Regions from separate parts of the Homo sapiens genome. Here all the other regions are linked to region 1. Evidence: chromatin loops called from intact Hi-C (ENCODE). Cell type or tissue: GM12878. All regions are shown on one strand. Links, peaks and the distances in the headings refer to the core of each region. The heading gives the core; the rest is flanking DNA.

Region 1 (6,384 bases), core at 456-5,455:
GTTGTTGATTGTTTTCCCTCTTCAGTGCTTCAGTTCTGCAATACTCCCAGACAAGGGCTGAACATTATTGTATTTTTTCCTTACTGCACACAACTTTTGGAAAAGCCCTGGCTTTCTTTGACATAAAGCTGTGTTGTCAATGGAGGGGCCCAATGGCTCTTGGCCCCTCCTAGGAATATTTCTTGATAGGAAAAATGTCAGGTTCTACTGGAAAGAGACCACCCCTCTGCCAGAAAACTAGCAAAATAGCTTTGATTTCACTGCAGCAGAGTTCTGAATTTTTTCATTCAGTGAAGAGAATTATCTTCCCAGCCCCTCACCAGTCTACTGTATGTGACTTTTGTTTCTACAGCTGTCTAAAGGATCAATAGGATTTAATGCCTGATTCACATGCTTAACTCAAGGCAGAATAGAATTTGACTTGCTTACTGCAAGGGAAGTGCAAGATTAATGTGATTCAGTTTAGGCCTTTCAACAAGTATTTTGGAGTACCTGCTCTGTGCCCAGCTCCGTGTGGCCTGTGGGAGAGGGTCATCGCAAGAGAGACCAGCCATGATTCTGGCCTGCAGGAGCTCTTTTGAAGGGATACTAGCCTAACTCATGCGAAACAAGTAACAGGACAATAATGTTTGTGTTCAGACGCCCACATAAATGGTACAGATGGTAAACATGTCAGGTTCCCAGATGGTTGGCTCTCACAGACTGATTAAGGCCACTCCTCTCCAAATCAGGAGATTGTTTTGCCAAGTAAGGACATGAGAAAAGCCCACACCCCTTTGATCTCCTGTTACCACCATTTTATAAAAGAAAGGACAGAATAAAGGACAGTCATTCAATCTGGATCTATTTAGCTTTAGGAAAAGCTCACTGCTTTGTCATGAGGCACCACACTTTGGGATCTTAGAGCATTCAGAGATGGAAAAAATCAGCAGGCACTAGAGTCCTAAGAAAAGGCTGCGGTGAATAATGAAATCAGAAAATCACTTCCTTCTGGAAGCCCTCCCTGATTGCTTCAGCCAGAGGTGTGACCTCTCTCCTTGAGCTCATACCACTTTGCTTTTTCCCTGTGGTACCTCTCAGAGCCTACCTTGTGTTACATGTACTTCTATGTAGAATCAGTGACTCAGCCTTCTTAGTAGACGGTAAGCTTAGGAAGTGGAGGAACACTTCTATATATGTCATTTCTTACCCCCAAAGGTCTTTGCAGGCATTTACTGTTTTTGTTAAAGTGAAAAAATTCTTCATTCCGTCCCTGCTAAAATTTACACCTGAATGTTTAACGCCTAGTGGGCATTTCTCTTCGGCCGCTAAAACATATTTCAAACACATAATCCACACACAACTCTTCCCCGCCGTAGCATCCCCAAACCCACACACACGTTTCTCTTTTCACCTTGCAGTCTATATGTCCTTAAATTATTTCTCTAATAGAAGTTTTAATAGTCATAGATAAAATGTACACAGAACCTTCTAAGTTTTGGATACTTTTAAAAGCAGTTTATATGTATTAACAAACCTAGGAAGTTTGTACTATTATTACATCCATTTTACAGATGAGAAAACTGAGGCTCAGAGAGGTTAAATAGTAATAATAACAACATCTAACATTTGAGTGACTACTGGATGTCAAACATTGTACTTAAGTGCTCATTTAAGAATAATGAGGTACAGATAGACCTCCCTGATAATTAATTGAGTCACCACTCCTTGAGGAGGCAATGAAAAAAAAGGGAAAGTCCCCTCATAGAAGCAGAGGATCTGGTCGTGGGGATGGGCTTTTGAGAAATAAGCCAGGCTGTGAGGTAGAGAAAAGCCACAGCAGTAAGCTTCCAGTGGCTCCATTAGGAATGGACAATGGTCAGAGGAGAAATATCTTTGTTACCCTGCTCAGTCCACCCTGTTCCCTGCTGGGAAAGCTATCAGCAAGAAAAGCATTAGGATAAAAACAAGTCAGTTTCACAGTTAAGTCACCTAACTGGTTATTTTCAGATTATTTTAAGTTTTTAGGTGTGTACAAAAAAGTGCAATAGGTGAGACTGAAAGAAAAGTCACCTTGACACATGTTTAATATTCAGAGGTTTATAAAGCAGTATAGGTCTGTGGTTCTCTAAAGTAATTGGCAATGAGTTATGTTCCCATGTTTCCTAAAAGAAATCAGCTGACTTTGAGCTGGGAGACTTACAGCTGTAAACACTTCTTCCTTTAGTCCATTTAGAGGAAAAGAAAATTTGAAGGGTGAGAATGAGTCGTCCCCTATACCAGAGGAGAAGGTGAGGATCAGGAAGAAACAGCAGTTACTGGCTATAGTAAGATCTGAGGTAAGGGCCTTTCTGGGAGGTTTGAAAAAGTCTACTGATCTTTTAAGAACTGCATCCTACTCCCTTCAGTGAATGGCTGCACATAGAAATGGGCCCAATGTGTACTGTGTTAGATTTCAGTTCTTCAGAAGATAGTCCGGTTGTGTGTTAAGGATGTGTTTAAAAACCCGCCTCTACAGGAATGACCCTCAAGAGAATGAGTTTTGTTTTTAGTTGCCAATCAAGCTGGGCTCTGAAGAGGAGAAAAACGCCCAAAAGGGGAAATCAGTGGCAATGCAAAAGTTCCCGAAGAGGAAGAAATGTTCAAGCACCTTTCTTCCCTCACCATTGTAGTGAGCTTGCTGAGTCATACTTTCATTAAGCAGTGCAGCATTTTTTTTTTTTTTTTGTAAACCACTGCAGCAGACATTTGAGATCAAGAAATAGGTTTTGACAAAAGTTTAGGTCCAGATAATGATTGGAAATAGCCCCTACCTTTTACATGTACTCTCTGTCTAGCACAGTTTAATATTTAATCACTCAGATCACTAATCCATGGCTAGTTTTATTTTTTAAAAAGAAGATATGTTCTTACCCAAGGATTACTGAGACATTTTGTTCTAAGCTGGCTCTGTTGTTGCAATTAGCTAGCAGACTTAGTTCCCAAGCTGGGCTGCCAATATCAATGGCAACACAGGTGCAGACTCACAAAATCAGTCAACTGGAAGCCCTATCTTTCATTTCAAACTAGGGCTAAGCCTCACTACTTAGAACTAAATGGAGGAAGGTGAGGCTAGGTTGAAGGAGGAGGTTGAAAACTGTTTTAGAACGCATATTTTTTTAAAGTATAATTTTCCATTTGCAAGTGCATACAGCAGTCAGAATTAGCCCAATGGGGTTTCCTGGCAGATGTTATAATTCTGTGTTGGCGGTGATGGACTCTAAAAAGAACTAGTGCAACAGAATTAAGACTAATGCAATGGCTTATCCTAGCCATGAGATGGCAGCAGAGGGTGGTAGGAGCTCACTGCCTACTACAGAGGAGAGTTCTGGAAGTAAAGGGGAGTCTGTGTTGGAAAGCTTCTTACCAGGAAGGAAGAAAGTGACATAGCATGTCAGAGCAATTGAACAGGAGAGGCTGGAAACTCACTAAAGCCAAGTAAGAAATCATAGAAAGTGTGGTTAGGTCAGCTGTGGGTTGCAGTCCTACTAGTTTAAATCAGGACACTAGAGGGGAAATACCTTGAAGAATAAATATATCAAAGCAGAAAGCATGCTAATGACCTATGAAAGACAGCAGAGGGGAAATCTAATGAAAGCTCAAGAGGCAAGGCATTGTGATGGGATAATTCTTTGAGAGGTTGTTGCTCTTTGGGAGCTGAGTCCCCATGAAGTACCAAGCCCAGTGCTGGGAGGATGCTATAGGTCCAGTGGTCCACAATCCCTTTTACAAAACTCTTGGGGACAGATTTGTTTTGGAATTCTAAATTTGTCAGATTTTAGAACAGTAATATGCTGTCTATGCCATATATTAGATAACACTCCCAGTGAGGTTTCAGGCAGCACCCATAATTAGAGTTCCAAAATTTAGCAAATAAAAATACAGGATGCCCAATTAAATTTGAATTTCAGCTAAACAGCAAAAATGTTTTAGTATAACTAAATGCCCCTTATAATTTTGGGACATGCTTATACAAAAACATTATTCATTATTTATCTGAAATTTAAATTTAACTATGTCCTATGTTTTATCTGGCAACCCTACTATAATCAAACACAATAAATTTTCAGCAGTGAAACCTGGGCATGCTTAGATGCAATGGGATAAATAAACACCATAAATTGCCTCCCATCAGTGCATGTCAGGTTTTGCTGCCATATGAGAGGTTTGATAGGGAATTTATTTTTAAAAACTTTGGTTTTCAGAACTTGGTGGGCTTGGTGATCATGATATCTCCCCTGCCAGGTGAGTATTGCTCACCTGCCAGGTGGGTTTTGGAATTTTGGACCTGTAATTGTCCAATAAATGTTTTTAAAGTGAGAAATCCACAATGAGATATGTTCATACCTTCAGTGTGTCCAGTTTTTAAGGGTCAAGGTCCCTCATTTTTTTTCTTTCAAGACACAGGATGTGGTCAGGTACTGCAGATCCTGAAGGGTTGGGGTATGTGGAAGACAAAGTGAGGTATACTCAAGTAGTTTTTACATTTATAGGAAAGCTTGGCTGGAGGGTTTAATGACCTGCTGTGGGCTGCCCACTTCCTTTCAAATCTTCAGGATGAAATCAGAATGAAGGAGGTGGAGGAGACTTAATCCCTAGCTATACCAAAGAACACATTTTGAAAATGTATACTGTACATTGAACTCTGACTCTGGCTTGGTCTCTCATTTGTGGAGTGGGACTTGGGGCAAGCTTTTGTGTTTGGTCTTTATCTATGTAATGGTGGTGTTGCCTATGCCTGTCTTCCTCACAGGACTGTTGTGAAGATCAAATGCATCAGGGATGGGAAAGTGCTTTGAAACATTCTCAACACCAAATAGATGGAAGCAGGCATTTTCATGCATTTTTTTTTTTATCATAACAGGATAATGTGGGCTGCATGCTCAAAGATGTTTCTAATAAGGTAGTGTGGTAGGGTTAGGAGATTGGTCTCTGCAGTCAGACAGACTGACCTGGGGTTCACATTCCAGCCCCACCACTCCCTGGCTGGATTACCTTGGGCAAGTTACTTAACCTCTCCAGCCCTCAGTTTCCTCATCGGCAAAATGAGGATTACAATAGTAACTCATGGCATGAGGTCATTATGAGGATTAAGAGAGTTAATTAAATGCCTGGCAACTAGGAAGCCAGTGTTATTATTTTTCATGATGGATTACTATAGGAACTAAACAAGAAAGCACTCAATAAATGTTAGTTCTTTTCATCATTATGACTTACGAGATGTAGAATTGTCACTTCTGGATATGTAGTCTTGAAGTGACTGTATATGTGATTTGACACACTCTATGTGCTATGGTTTGGGCATGGTTTGTTTGTCCCCACTAAAACTAATTTTGAATTTGATCCCCAGTGTGGTGGTATTGGGAGGTAGGGCCTAGTGAAAGGTGTTTGGGTCATGAGGGTGTAATCCCTTATGAATGGCTGTTCTTGCAGGAGTGAGTTCTCATTCCTGTAAGACTGTATTAGTTCTCGCAGGGATGGATTTGTTTCCTTGAAAGTGAGTTGTGATAAGGCCAGGATGCCCCTCAGGCTTTCCTTTCCTCACACCTGTCTGCTTTGACTTTGACCTTCTCTGCCATGTTGTGACACAGCACAAATGCCCTCTCCAGAAACCAGGGCCATGCCCTTGAACTTCTCAGCCTGCAGAACTGTGAGCTAAATAAACCTCTATTCTTTATAAATAACCCAGTCTCAGCTATTTTTTATTAGCAACACAGAATGAACTAGAATACCTAGTTCATGCCTAGACAGAGTTTGCATGCATCAGCACTGTTTCCATTATTTGTTCCTCTGAATGTTTTGAGGGTATGTTCTGTCATGCCAATTACTGGCTTAGAATTCTGGAAAGGAGACTGATAGTGGTGGTAGTAGGCGGTAGGGATGGTGAGGTAGGGGAGGAATAACGTGTTGGAGAAATACATCCAATTGCAGTCAGTATGGTCCTCATTGTATAGTCAGATCCTACAAATAAGTCTAACAAATTCCAGAGTGAACAAACTGAATTGTTATACAAGACACATTTTAGAGGGTTGGAGACAACTTGGTAGATAAAAGAGAGAATTTTTCATTGAGAAAGATTGGCAAGTCAGGATTGCAGGAGGTATGGCTTTTTCAGGGCTGACTGACAAGTTGAGGTATCTTAGGGTATTTTTCAAAGCTGAGATGGAAGATTGCCTAAGCATGGTTTTGATTCAAAGCAAAAAGCTTACCTTCAGAGGACATGAACAGACACTTCTCAAAAGAAAACATACAAGTGGCCAATAAACATATGAAAAAAAAATGCTCAACATCACTAATCATCAGAGAAATGCAAATCAAAGCCACAATGAAATACCATCTCATACCAGTCAGAATGGCGATTATTAA
Region 2 (6,384 bases), core at 569-5,568, 280 kb after region 1:
TGCAAGCTAACAATTTCTTAAAGCACATCTTTAGAACTAGTTTTTAAGATGTTTCCCCAGTTTTATTAAGGCATAACTGACAAATAAAAATCGTACATATCTGCAACGTAAAACATGTTTTGATAATGCATACACTGTGAAATAATTAAATCAAGATAATTAACATATTCATCACCTCACATAGAACTACTTATTTTTTATAAAGAAAAGAATCTTCTGTGTACAAATCAGTACATTTCTTGTTAATCTTAAATATTTCCAGGTATATCATCTTCTAACCTTGGATTTAACCTTAGAGTTGCATTTTGGTTCAGTGCTCATTTAATTTGCTAACATCTTCTCTTGGGGTGGGATCCCTAAAAAAAACAGCTCTGGCTGCAGTACTTCAGTGCCGTTTGGAGTCAAATTGCCTCTAGTCGCTCCTTTTAGCTCCAGCTGCTTAACTCCATTATAGTCAGAGTGGGTATATTTATTTAATCTGTTACTGCTGGTTAAAGCAGTGGTTCTTCCACTTGAGGGTGCATCATTTTCACCTGGAAGGCTCGTTAAAACACAAATTGCTGAGCCCTGTCCCCAGAGTTTCTGATTCAGTAGATCTGAGGAGGGACCACATAATTTGCATTTCTGATAGGTTCCTGAGTAATGTTACTGCATGTATGGGGATCATACTTTGAGAACCACTGAGTTCTCAAAGGAAAAAACGTAGGCTGCCTGCCTAAGATTTGGACCAGCTAAAAATGGCTCTCAAACCTGACTGCACATTGGAATCACCTAGGAAGCGTAAACAACATACTAGTGCCTGGGACTTGCTCCGGATTAATTAAATCAGAATAACTGGAAGTGAAGCCTAGGTATGAGTGTCTCTTAATATCCCCAGGTGATTCTAATGTGAATTCAATGTTACATCCCACTTTGCTAGAAGCTCCAGGCCAAACGCTCTTCTGTTCCTCCACATATCTCCCATGTAGCTGAATAACAAATGGAAAAGGTGAAAAACCCCTGCAGCCATTACTTCCTCCCTAGGACAAGTTCCCTCACTTAACTATATTGCTAAAGGCCAATCTTGATTTCTAATCCCAAATATGACCTGTTTTCAAGGCTCCTGATGCTTGATCAGGGTGACATTGTGCATCAGCATGCTCTTCCCCTCCTTCTCTGTATCTATGGTTCTACAAGTCCTTTTTTTTTCCTGTAGCAATAAGCCATTCATCATCAGACCTATTATCCTGAAGGGTTCTGTTCAGGAGCTCTTTTCCTTTAGAATGTTTGCAACAGGTGATGTTTCGAACTTCTTCATTTATAGCATCCTACTTAACTGGAGTGTGTCAAGCAAATGACACTAGTTGGAATACCTCAATTATTGTACATTCATTATGAGCACAGGAGCAATACTTTTTGATCATGATGGATCCTTCTTAATTACTCTATTTTGTAGACTGGAAAAATCATTTTGCCATGAAAAGAATATTTTCAGAGAGCTCTATCGATGCTTAATTCACCAGAGTGAATTAATGTCAGGGTGTGAGTGGGGTGGAGAACAAGTTCTTCCCTGACTTTCTCTGGACTAATCTAGAATGAAAGTTCATTTGGAAAGGGGACTTCACAGACACAGTCAAGGGGGATGTTGAGAAGGAGTCAAGTTGAGTCTCTAAGTTTCTTTTCTCTTTCTTGTATTCAACAAATATTTGCTGAGGGTCTACTGTGCAGGCACTGTTTTAGGTGCTGGGGATACAGTAGTGGACTAGGTAAAGTTTCTGCCTTTATGGCAATGACATTCTATTGGTTAGTGTGTGAGGAGGAGACATTAAAAGTGTAAACAAGTAAAAAAAGTGTCTATATAATTTTTAGTTGTGATAAGTGCTATGACGAAAAGAAGTGGGGCAATGGGATAGAGAATACACTGGGAATGGGGACAGACACTTGTTCCTTTACCTAGGGAAAAAGAAACTCTGTGAAAGTGACATCTGAACTGAGACCTGAATGATGAGAAAGAAGGAATCCCAGCAGAAGAAACAAGTGTAAATTCAAGGGACACACCCTCAAAAAAAGCCAACAAGCAAAGGAGAGAGCAGTCTCAAGCCAAATCATATATGCGCTTGTAGGCTGTGCTAAAGAGTTTGAATTTTATTACAAGTTCAATGAGAAGGCACTGTGGGATGTTTTAAGCAGAGGAATCAAATTGCTTGACTATTGATTTTAAAACGATCACTCTGGCTGCCGCATGAAGAGTGGTCTCCAGAAATGGTGGCAAGAGTGAATTCAGGGAGATCAGATTGGAGGCTGTTGTGGTAATTTAGGCCAAAGATAATGCTGGCTTAGCCTAAGATTTTAGCAATGCAGGGGGTGAGAATTAGGCAAATTTGTGAAGATTGCGAATTTTGGAGGCATAACAAGACATGCTGATGAATTGGAGATGGGATGGAAGGAAGAGAGAAAGGTGCCTGTTTTTGGTTTGAACAACTTGGGGGAAGTTGGGAGCATTTACTGAAATGAGGAACAATAGGGAAAGGAAAAAATTTGGGAGGGAAATCAGAAATTCTATTATGATCACATTTACTTTGAGATAGGCCTATAACATAGTAAAGATGCTGAGTTGGCATCGCAATTCTGGAGCCCAGGAAAGAGCTTTTGGGCTGGAGATAATACATTTATGATTTTTGAACATACGGAGATAATTTAAAATCTGAGTGAGTTAGACAGTTAGCATAGAAGAGGGAAGAGAGATCTGAAGCCCGAGCTCTGAGGCAATCCAAAGGCTAATGGTCAGGGAAATGAGGAGGAAGCAGGGAAATGAGGAGGAAGCAGGAGGTCAGTGAGGTAGGAGGACAAATCAGTGAGTGTGTTTCCCTGAAATATTAATGAATCAAGTGAATCCAGGAGGAGGGGATGGTCAATTGTGTCAGGTCATGCAGACAAGTTCTGCTGAAAGACCTGCGCTGAGAGAGTGTGATGTATGGAAAAGAATGCTGGCTTGCAACGCAGAGAACTTCAGTTTTAAGGACTAACTGGAACTACTGTATAATCATCATCATTATTATCACTATCATCATCATCATCATCATCAAAATGGTAATAGTAAGCAATATTTGTCCATATCTAGTATGTTTCAGGCATTGTGCTAAGTGTTTGCCTGCATTATTTCAATGAATCCTCCCAACAACCAGATGAGGTACACACTATTATTCTCGTTTCAGAGATGGGGGAGCTGAGTGAGGCTCGCAGATGTACAGTCCCTTGCTCCAAAGTCACACAGTGTGATCTGGGCCAAATTATTTCCCTTCTTTGAGGGAATTTCTCTCGTCTCTAAAATGAGCAAGTGAATTACTTTACTTTTTTTTTCAGCAACGATACCCTCTCATCTCAAACAAAAGTAAGTACAGAAACTCAGTTCATAAAACAGCAGAGTTGCACTGTTTCAAGCTTGAGTGTAGGATCTGTAGTCCTATCTACCGAACTGGACTTCTCTCCCCTCTTCCCCTTCTCTGCCCTGTGGCTTGCAAAGCACTCAACTGGATGGATTCTATGTGAATTTCAGCTTTTAGAATCCTAGAATTCAGATTCTCAGCTACCCCCTCCCCCTTGTGACCAAGTGCTGAAATTACAGCGTGGTTGGTCAGTGTTAGGAAATTCTGTGGCTCTGGATCACAGACCACAGAGCCACTAGTCCATATGGGACAGAGTTGTGGCCACTGCACTTCAGTGAACTGGTCACAATGTAAGCTCCTCACTGCTCCCATTTTGAAGTAAACCTCTGGGTGAATACAGCCCAATACCATACCTTAAAACAAATTGGGTTTATCTGACTGATTAAAAAAGAATCAAATGGCTCTGGCCTGGGTGTTGTGGCTCACACCTGTAATCCCAGCACTTTGGGAGGCCGAGATGGGTGGATCACTTGACGTCACGAGTTCAAGACCAGCCTGGCCAACATGGTGAAAACCCATCTTTACTAAAAAATACAAAAAATTAGCCAGGTGTGGTGGGGTGCACCTGTAATCTCAGTTACTTGGGAGGCTGAGGCAGGCTCTTCATCATCTCTTTAGGAAAACCTGTCTTTATGTAGCCTGTAAAAGTCAGACCTCCCCCTCTCTATGTGTTCCCTGAACTCTCTTCCTAACCCCACCATAGTCTTTGCCACATTGGGTGGTAATTCATCATCTGATTACAAGTCTATTTTCTCCACTAGTTGGAATCACATTCACCTTTCTGTCACATTCACCTAGCACAGGACCTGGTCAGCCAACATACATTGAATGAATAACAGACTCTCCTTTTGGGGAGAAGGTGCTTGTAAGAATGGGAAGAGCATTATTTGACAGATATCACAGGATCTTGGTGCTTCCTGCTCATTTGCTGTTCAGTGGAATATTTTGTCTCTGGAAACTTGCTCTGTACAGTGATGTGAACTTGGGATTCCTTCAAACCTATTAACATGCCACAACCAAGCAGAAATACGTGTTCCTCTTCTCCCAATGTGATCTAACTGCCATGTGACTGAGTGCAAAAAAAAAAAAAAAAAATCTGGGTTTGATCTCAGAGCTCCAGCTATGCTAATGGAATGAAATACAGGCAATAGCCTGCAAGGGAGAACACTGATATTTGTTCTGATATGCTTCAGGGGATGGAGCAGGGCCACAATTTAATTCCTGACAGTTCAGAGGCCTTATGTAGTTGGAAACTGAAAATACTCACTGAAAATGCCAAGTAATGTCAAGTCTGAGGAGTTTGACCTACTGGTCAGAATGGAAACCTCAGATAAAGATACATATCCTCCCTTCACCTGCAGCAGCACAATAAGGCAGAGAGAACAGAGTCTCTGTATACTTTTGACCTGGGTTTGAAACCCAGTTCTGAATAGTTCTAGGCATGAGACTTTTTGATAGTTACTCGATTTCTCTGAGTGTTACTTTCCTCTTCTATAAAATGAGAATAATAATATCTATCTTGATAAGTTAGTGTGAGAATTTTGCGTGGTTGTATAAAGGGCCTGGCACATAGTAACTTCTCAATTTGTGATAGCATAAAATAATTAAACTTCTTTTACCTGTGCCAGAAGCAGTCCTTTCGTCTCATCCCATTGATGTGTCATTTCCACTAAGGACCTCAGGTAGAGGGAGTGGGTGTTAATGGTGCCTCTAAGGACAAGGGGGGAAGGCAGTCTCCTATCCCTCAGGTATCTTAGAATCTCCTGTATCTGTCTGTATATGGAAGTATATGTATTTTCACTGGTTAAACAATTTAGTCATTTTTTTCTCCTGGAAAGAAAAGAAAACCCAGCTGATTATTACTTTAGCTTAGTGTATAAGAGGAATCATTTGCTTGTTTTCTTGTTACTTCCTTTAACAGATATTTAATAGGTGCCTGCTATGAGTGAGACCTTTTTCGAGGCACTAGGGATAGAAGAGAGACAACAGTTCTCACTTTCCTACAGCTGACAGTCTTTTTGAGGGAAATAGACAATAAAAATGATAAGTAAAATATATTATTATATGTGAGATGATGATAAGTGCTAGGAAAAGAAATAAAGCAGGAAGAGGTGATAGGAAGTATTACATCAGAAGTATCTTAAGTGACAAAGTTACAGTTTTAGATAGACCAGAGAAGGGATCACTGAGAAGGTGAGATTTGAGTAAAAGGCTGAAGGACACACAAATATCTGGGGAAGAACATTCTAGGCAGAGGGTATAGGACAAGCACAAAGGCCCTCAAGCAGGAGAATGACTGGTGCATGTACAGGGTAGCAAAGGGGCCAGCATGGCAGAAGTTGAGTAAACAACAGAAGCAATAGTAGGAACACCTTTGATATTGAACCCTTTGCTCATCATTTCCTGCTCTTGTTCATTCAGCAACTATTATCAAGTACCTACTATGTGCTAGGCATTGTGCTAGGTACTGGTATAAGGTGCAATGAATAAGGCAGATGGTGTTTCTGCCTTCATATGGAGTTTACAGTCAGTCTAGTGGGAGGAGAAAAGAATAATTACATTTCAGGTGGTGAGACATGCTAAAAAGAAAAATGAAACAAGGCAAGGGGGAAAGGGAAATCTGGGGTGAGGGTTAGTCACTATTTTAAGAAGTAAGGTGGACAGAAAAGCCCTTTCTAAGAAGGTGATATTTAAGTAGAGAAATGAAGAAAGTAAGAGAGCCAGCTTTGGGGATTTCTGGTAGACGATTGTTTCTAGATAGAGGGAGCAACCAATGACCAATATAAAGGATATTAGGCTGGAACGTGCTTGTGTGTTTTAAGAACAGTGAGGAGGCCAGTGTGGTGGGAGCAGCATGAGCCAGGTGGAGGATGGCAGAAGGTGAGGTCAGAAAAATAGTGGGTGGAAGGGGAATGCTAGCCTGTAAACCTTGTGGTCATTGTAAGGAGTTTGGCTTTTT
Region 3 (6,384 bases), core at 569-5,568, 860 kb after region 1:
CTCATCATATAGATGTGAAAATAGTTGACAAAATTTAAGTAACTTATCTAAGAAGTTAGCAACAAAGTAAGGACTAGTATCTAGGTCATTTGACTCATTGTATTCTTTCCGTCAAGCACATAACAATATTGGACTCTACAGTTGCTTGCAGGTCCTGCTGTCTAGCCAGCCACAGAGGGATGTTAAATAGCAAAATGTTATTATCCTTATCCTGACACCAGAAATTAGTGGAAGTTTGGACATATATTATACGCTTAATTCAGTATCAAGGTTTGGGGTTCACACCCATCATTATTTTCTCACAAGTAGTGAAAGTGAGGCATCTCTGTTAATTTAAGTCTTTATTTTAATTATTCTGGGGCTACACTTTGCCTGTTTTCTTCAGAGGCAAAAGAAAAGGCCCCCTGGTCCACTAGGGTCCAAAGCGTAAGCTTGTCCAAAAAGTCCATCACTTCCCAGGGCTTCAGTTTCCTCATATGTAAAGATAGATTGTTTAATTAGATTAATCAATTTTCAGTTTGAAAAGCAGTTATTTAGTACCTACTCGGTGGCAAATGTTGTGCTAGACACTCGTGCTATATACCAACAGGAGACCAACAAGCCCCTATCTCTGTTGAGATTAAAAGTCCAGTAAGGAAGCAGACACACCCATTATATTACAAGTGTAGCTGTGTTACCATTTGTGCAATAATAGCAATATCTACACGGTGCCACAGAGGAGACAATAACCACCGGTAATGTGGCAGATTTCAAAAAGCGGGTAATGTTTTAGCTAGATCTTGAAGTATGTGTAGTAGTTTCATAGGTGAAGAATTTGCAATAGAGCATTCCAGGCAGGAGAAACAGCATTCACAAAGGTAAAGAAGCATCAAAGTGCCTGGTAGGTTTGGGTAATATCAAGAAATTTGAAGTGACCAGAATTGAGAGTGTCTAGTAATGGTAGCAGTTAACATTTATTGAGCATTTCGTATGAACCAGGAACTGTTCTGTAATCAGTAAAAAAAAAAAAAAAAAAAAAAAAGAGAGAGAGATATTTTGCTTTCTTTTAAAACTGATAGTATTTTACATTTACTCTACATCTCAATTAAAACCAAACACATTTCAGATGCTCAAAAGCCGTTTGCAGTTTGTGACTGTTATATTGGACAATCCAGCCTAAGTGAAACTTTTTGTTGTGCTCTAGTGTTTTTGTTATTGTGGTTTTTGTTGCTCTTTTTTCGTTTCGTTTTGTTTTGTTTTCTGTTTCTACAATCACAGTTCACATGGTCATCCAAGGTGATTCCCTGTGGACTCGGAAAACTCAGAGATTCCCTAACCAACCTATTATGTAGTCTTAAAATGTACTACCCTTTGGGTCAGGTTAATTGACCTTTTTCTGGGCTGCTTTGGAATTTTTGAGCTTATCCAGTAGGCAAGTGAATGCATTATCTGTGCCTCAGTATAAGCTTAATAGCAAGAGATATGCAGGTGATTACTTCATCAGCACATAGTGGTAGTTGAAACCATGGGAATGGATGAGGTCAGCCACAGAACATGTGTATACACTGCAGAATGAGAAGACAAGTGGACTGAGGGTCTCAGAGAAGCAACCAACACTCAAGGGGAGAGCAAAGGAAGAGAAATGGTCAAAAAATTAGGAGCAGAGCCAGGAACAGAGTGGTATCTCAGGAGACAAGGAAGGAGAATCTTTAAAGACAGGAATAGGCAACCATATTGAAACTTCCTTTGCAAAAATTATAACAGTGAGAAAATTATGGTAGTAAAGGAGATCTGATCTAACCAACCCCTCATCTTGCTTTGAGCCTTCAAGCTGCCCTTAATTATTCCTGGCCTTGGGCCAAGCTAACTTCGGGATACATTTAGTTTATAGTTTAAATAATAATAGCACTTCCTCAAAATGCAACTGCCTTTGAAAAGTTAAGGAGAGACCACCAGGCTAAGAGGATAAGAGGAGCCTGAATTCTGCCAAGGTATTGACATAAATGATTACTCACCATTATTCCAGAAGCTACAAGATATGCAACTTCCCCAATTACTCCTGCAGATAACATAATTATTGTAGAACCTAAGATTGGCCTTTTGAGATGTCTTTTCAGGTTTGTTGCATGTCTGATAACCAATGGCTCCACCTGGACCTGCCAACTGCTCCTGTGGTCCCACCCAAAAGTGACTCAGTGGGCATGAGAACCATTTCTTATGCCCCTATGATTGCATCCCCAACCAACTGGCAACAAGCACCCATTGCCTGGCCACCCCACCTCTCTTCCCCCCAACTATCCTTGAAAAACCCTAGCCTCCAAATTTTCAGGGAGGCTGATTTGATTTAGCCAGCTCTACATGTGTGAAACTCTTTCTCTATTGCAATTCCCCTGTCTTGATAAATCGGCTCTATGTGGGCAGCAGGCAAAATGAACCCATTGGGTAGTTACAATATCAACTGCTGTAGAGAGGTCATGATGATTAAGAAGTTTATCAGCTCTATCATTATACAATTCCATAATCATTAGCGAATGTGTTTTTAAAGAGAAAAAAGTCAAATGTGTTAAAGAAAGTAAAGATGATGTATCCCCCATGAAACTGCCTGCATTAAAATTTTCATTTTAGCTAAAAGCTCCCTCTTGTGTCCAGAATGGAGATTTTCTTGAGAGTTGATGAAAAGGCTTTAAAAACATCTGCTGATGTATATCTTTCGTAATATTCTTTTGTAATATTAATTTTTGCCAATAAATATGTATTAATTTTATAATCAAACAGAAACAATATAACGAAATTTTTAAAACAAGATGGTGTTTTTGCTCTAGACTTAGGGCTTCTGTAGAAAGTCATCATGTGAACACAAAAAATTCCAGTAAGTATCTGATACCTTTTTCAAAGGAGTAGCGAAAGTTCTTTGAGAGTCAGTAACTTCTGGGAAAGACTAACATGTTTAACAATCAGCTCAGGTGATTCAGATTCATACTACAGTTTGAAAACTATGTCTTTATGCCCTCAAGCTATCATGTCTCCACTAAAAGTAGAAAAGAAAAAAGTCCTCCCTTAGAAGAATCCAGCAGATCTGTAAGGCTGACAGTCCAGACACAGAGAGTAGAGTACCAGTGGAAGTTGCCGGAAGCAGAGGCGCTAGCTTTGTTTGTTTCACTGTTGGAGGCTCTGGGAAATTAGGGAAAGAACAGAGTCCTAGGAAGCTAGAGGACTAGGGGCTAATATCAGCTCTGCCTCTAAATGGCTGCATGTGTAACCTTGCACAAGGCACTTCCTTTTCCAGGTCTCAGATTTTCCTTTGATGGGACCCTTCTAATTCATGATCTAAGAGTCACACCACGAAAGAGGCAAGACTGTAAAGCAGGCAATGTCTCCCATCCTCTCATCTTACCTGTTTTCACGGCTACTATCCCCATGGAAGCCCAAGGTCCTGATGCCACCCACCCTAAACTGTTGAGTACTCTCTACTTCAACACCTTGTGCAAATGAAAAGCAACTTGGACCAGCCTCCTCCCCATGTTGAAGTGTATCTGGCAAACAAGAAACAGTTAACAGTGGTCCAGTGGTTACATTTTCAAAAGGATCTAAGGGTTGTTGCGGAGGAGGGAGTAGAGACCTTTTGTTGTATACTTGTTGTTAGGTATGGGTTGAGTTTTTGTTTGTTTGTTTTTACCATGTATACATTGTATGTGTACAAGTATGCATGTTCATATATGGGTGTTAAGCAACAACATACTTTGCCTGCCAATTGAAATTCCTTGCTCTCATAGCCAAACACAGTTGAGAAAAGTGAATTCCCAGTGAGTTTTTACTGATACCATACAATGGTAGAATAATATATACAGTCCAGGAGCATTGCCATTGCTACATGGGACTCAAACAAATTTCTTACGAAAAGGAGTTTATTTGACATTATGGGCTAGTTACCGTGCTAGGTCCTAGAATGAGAACCTAGGGTGAGCTGATTCCAAAGCCTGTCTTATCTTCATTATATCATGTATTTTTCTTGACTCCACAGTAAGGAATGGAAAGGCTGTGGCTAAAAGAAAGATCACATATTTAATGCATTGCTGAGTGGAGAAACAGGGAAAAGCAAATTAGGTAGGTGTGGAGCCTGGGGACACTAGTATTCAAGTTTTCTTCAGTGGTTCCTCTTCCTTATTTCTCCCTCTTCTTCTTTTTTCCAGGTCTTTCATTTCTTCACCTTTTCTTCCCTTTTCTTCTCCTTTTCTTCCCTTTTCTTCTTTTCTCTTTTTGTCAAAGACTGTAAAAGAAAAATTTCTCTTACCCTCATCTCCTACAAGCAGAGATCAATAGAGTGGCAATAGCAATAGGGACTTAGCGCTGATTAAGGTTGATGTATTGGGTGTGGTAGCCTATAGCCTCGCAAGGGTATAACAAGATCACCTCAACTGATCAATTGAGGTCTTGCCTTGGATGTGAGCAAAGCTGTGGTGCATTAAAGAGTAGCAGTTTCATAGGGAGAGGCAGTTAGGGGTAGGTTACTGGAACATTGACTTGAGTTTTTATTATTATTATTGTTATTCTACTCAATTTAATGATGTACTAAAAAAAGGTACGTGAGAACAAAGGATTCTATGCTCTACTTATGAAAAAGATCAAGGGTTACATTTGGATTGGACTGTTACTACTCACTAGTGATTGGGAAGGAAACAGCTTCATGGGGTTTAGGACACATCTGGGCATTAACCATTACAAGTACAAAGCACACACAGAAACAAAAACAGTGCATGTCAGCAACAATGCACATTGTCTCTTCTCTTTCTCTCTACCCTCCCTTTCTCTCTAGTCCTCCTCCTCTTTCTTTCTCCTCTCCTCCTCCTCCTCGTTTTTTTTCCCCCTTTCTGTCTCTCTCTGTCCCAATCTCTCTCTCTCTCTCCCTCTCTGAGGTGAACCAACCAGAGATCTCTTCAGAGATTTATTACAATGAAACAGAGAAAATAGAGTAGTTTTGTTCTTCCCTGTAAAACTGTATGCACAGATCGCAACTCAGCACTCACCAGGGAGTTCTGTCACTTCCCTTCTCCCTTAAGAGGAGAGAGGAAGTAAGCAGCTAGTCAAGCCTGCCTGCTGAAAAGAGGCCAAGCGTGGGGGAATGACTGACTAGTTTGGGAGAATGACTGAGTAGCTACTCCTGTGCTGTCAAATGGAGTTTGCTTTGGGAGCCAAACCTACTAAAATGGGGTCTGGAAGCTATCAGAGAAGAAATCTGATGCATGCATGTTTTTACCCACAGTCGTCCATCACCAGGGATTTTTGTGTTTGAGGCATGTTGCAGAGACTCCAGCAAGCTGCTGTATATCAACTGTGATCAGTTTTTAACATCCTGTCATAATCTAAAGGGAAATAACCCCCAAATCTACATACCAGTACTTTTTCTTTTTCTAATTTGCCCTTCGATGCCAAAAATTGAAACAAAACCTGAAAGGCAAGACTTAACACTGAGCAATCACTAGTTTAGAAAGACCTAGCTTACTTGCTTGCATGTGTGTCTGTGACTACAGAATAGGGTGTGCATATTTAGGTAATGGCAATGAATTTGAGTAATGCCACTTGAATTGTGTGGGCCACCTATTATGTTCTAGGCACTATTTAAACATATATATCTTAACCTTCATAAGGCTTAGTGCTTTATATATGTTAAAACTAACAGGAAGAAAAAAATTCTTCCTGAATGTTATGAACTGAATGTTCGTTCCCTCAAAATGTATATGTTGAAGCCCTAGTGCTCAGTGTGATGTCATTTGGAGGTGGGGCCTTTGGGGAGTAATTGGGTCATAAGGGTGGATCCCTAATGATAGGATTAATGCCCTTACAAGAAGAGACATAAGAGAGATAATCTTCTCTCTGCTGTATGAAAACATAACGAGAAGATGTCAGTCTACAACCAGAAAGAGGGAAATTGGTCAACACCTCAATCTTTAACTTCCCAGTCCCCACAACTATGAGAACTAAATGTTTGCGGTTTAAGCCACCCAGTCTATAGTATTTGTTATAGGAGGCCAAGCTGACTAAGATACTAGGTCAAAAGGGATGTGATACTACAAAAGCATTTTAGGTTAATGAGATGAAGAAAATAAATACAATTTTCTGCTTAAAGAAAATTCAATCATGGAACTCAGAAATTTGTATTATGAATATTGTTGCAAAGCAATTTGCAACAATCTTCAGAAAAAAAGGTACTATATTAGAAGTTGGAAGATATGCAGTCCTAAAATGTGTTAATATTCTCAATCATGTACACCACAGAATAGTTTCAGAAAGTTCCAAGAAGAAAGATTGGGGCCACTATGCTGGGGTTTTTCATTCAATCCCACAGTTCCTAAAAGATATAGTCCAGGGCTAGTGCCAACAATTCCTGGACCTTCGCCTGTGTCTGCC

What was found. Peaks named below come from ENCODE experiments on the same cell type or tissue, not always from the same donor. Only the 100,000 strongest peaks of a DNase experiment are listed, where the experiment ranks them.
Region 2: it touches region 1 in a loop (12-fold over the local background); 23 of 110 quality-filtered maps call a loop at or near these places.
Region 3: a loop joins it to region 1, with 4 times the contacts of the local background. A loop is called at or near these places in 8 of 110 quality-filtered maps.

The regions. Positions count from the first base shown.
Region 1 is chrX:111,866,461-111,872,844 of GRCh38, forward strand. All of the region lies in intron 3 of TRPC5 (transient receptor potential cation channel subfamily C member 5), which reads right to left. Among named protein-coding and RNA genes, the nearest start is that of TRPC5OS, 6.5 kb to the right of the region's middle. RefSeq lists a silencer at 2,340-2,389. In GM12878, for the core only: a CTCF peak has its summit at 3,298 (motif pointing right); DNase peaks (open chromatin) are centred at 2,601 and 3,471; H3K27ac peaks cover 784 bases.
Region 2 is chrX:112,143,826-112,150,209 of GRCh38, forward strand. All of the region lies in intron 2 of RTL4 (retrotransposon Gag like 4), which reads left to right. Among named protein-coding and RNA genes, the nearest start is that of RTL4, 64 kb to the left of the region's middle. In GM12878, for the core only: a CTCF peak has its summit at 3,588 (motif pointing left); no DNase peak of the experiment used is centred there.
Region 3 is chrX:112,729,365-112,735,748 of GRCh38, forward strand. No RefSeq gene overlaps it. Among named protein-coding and RNA genes, the nearest start is that of MIR4329, 48 kb to the right of the region's middle. In GM12878, for the core only: a CTCF peak has its summit at 2,629 (motif pointing left); no DNase peak of the experiment used is centred there.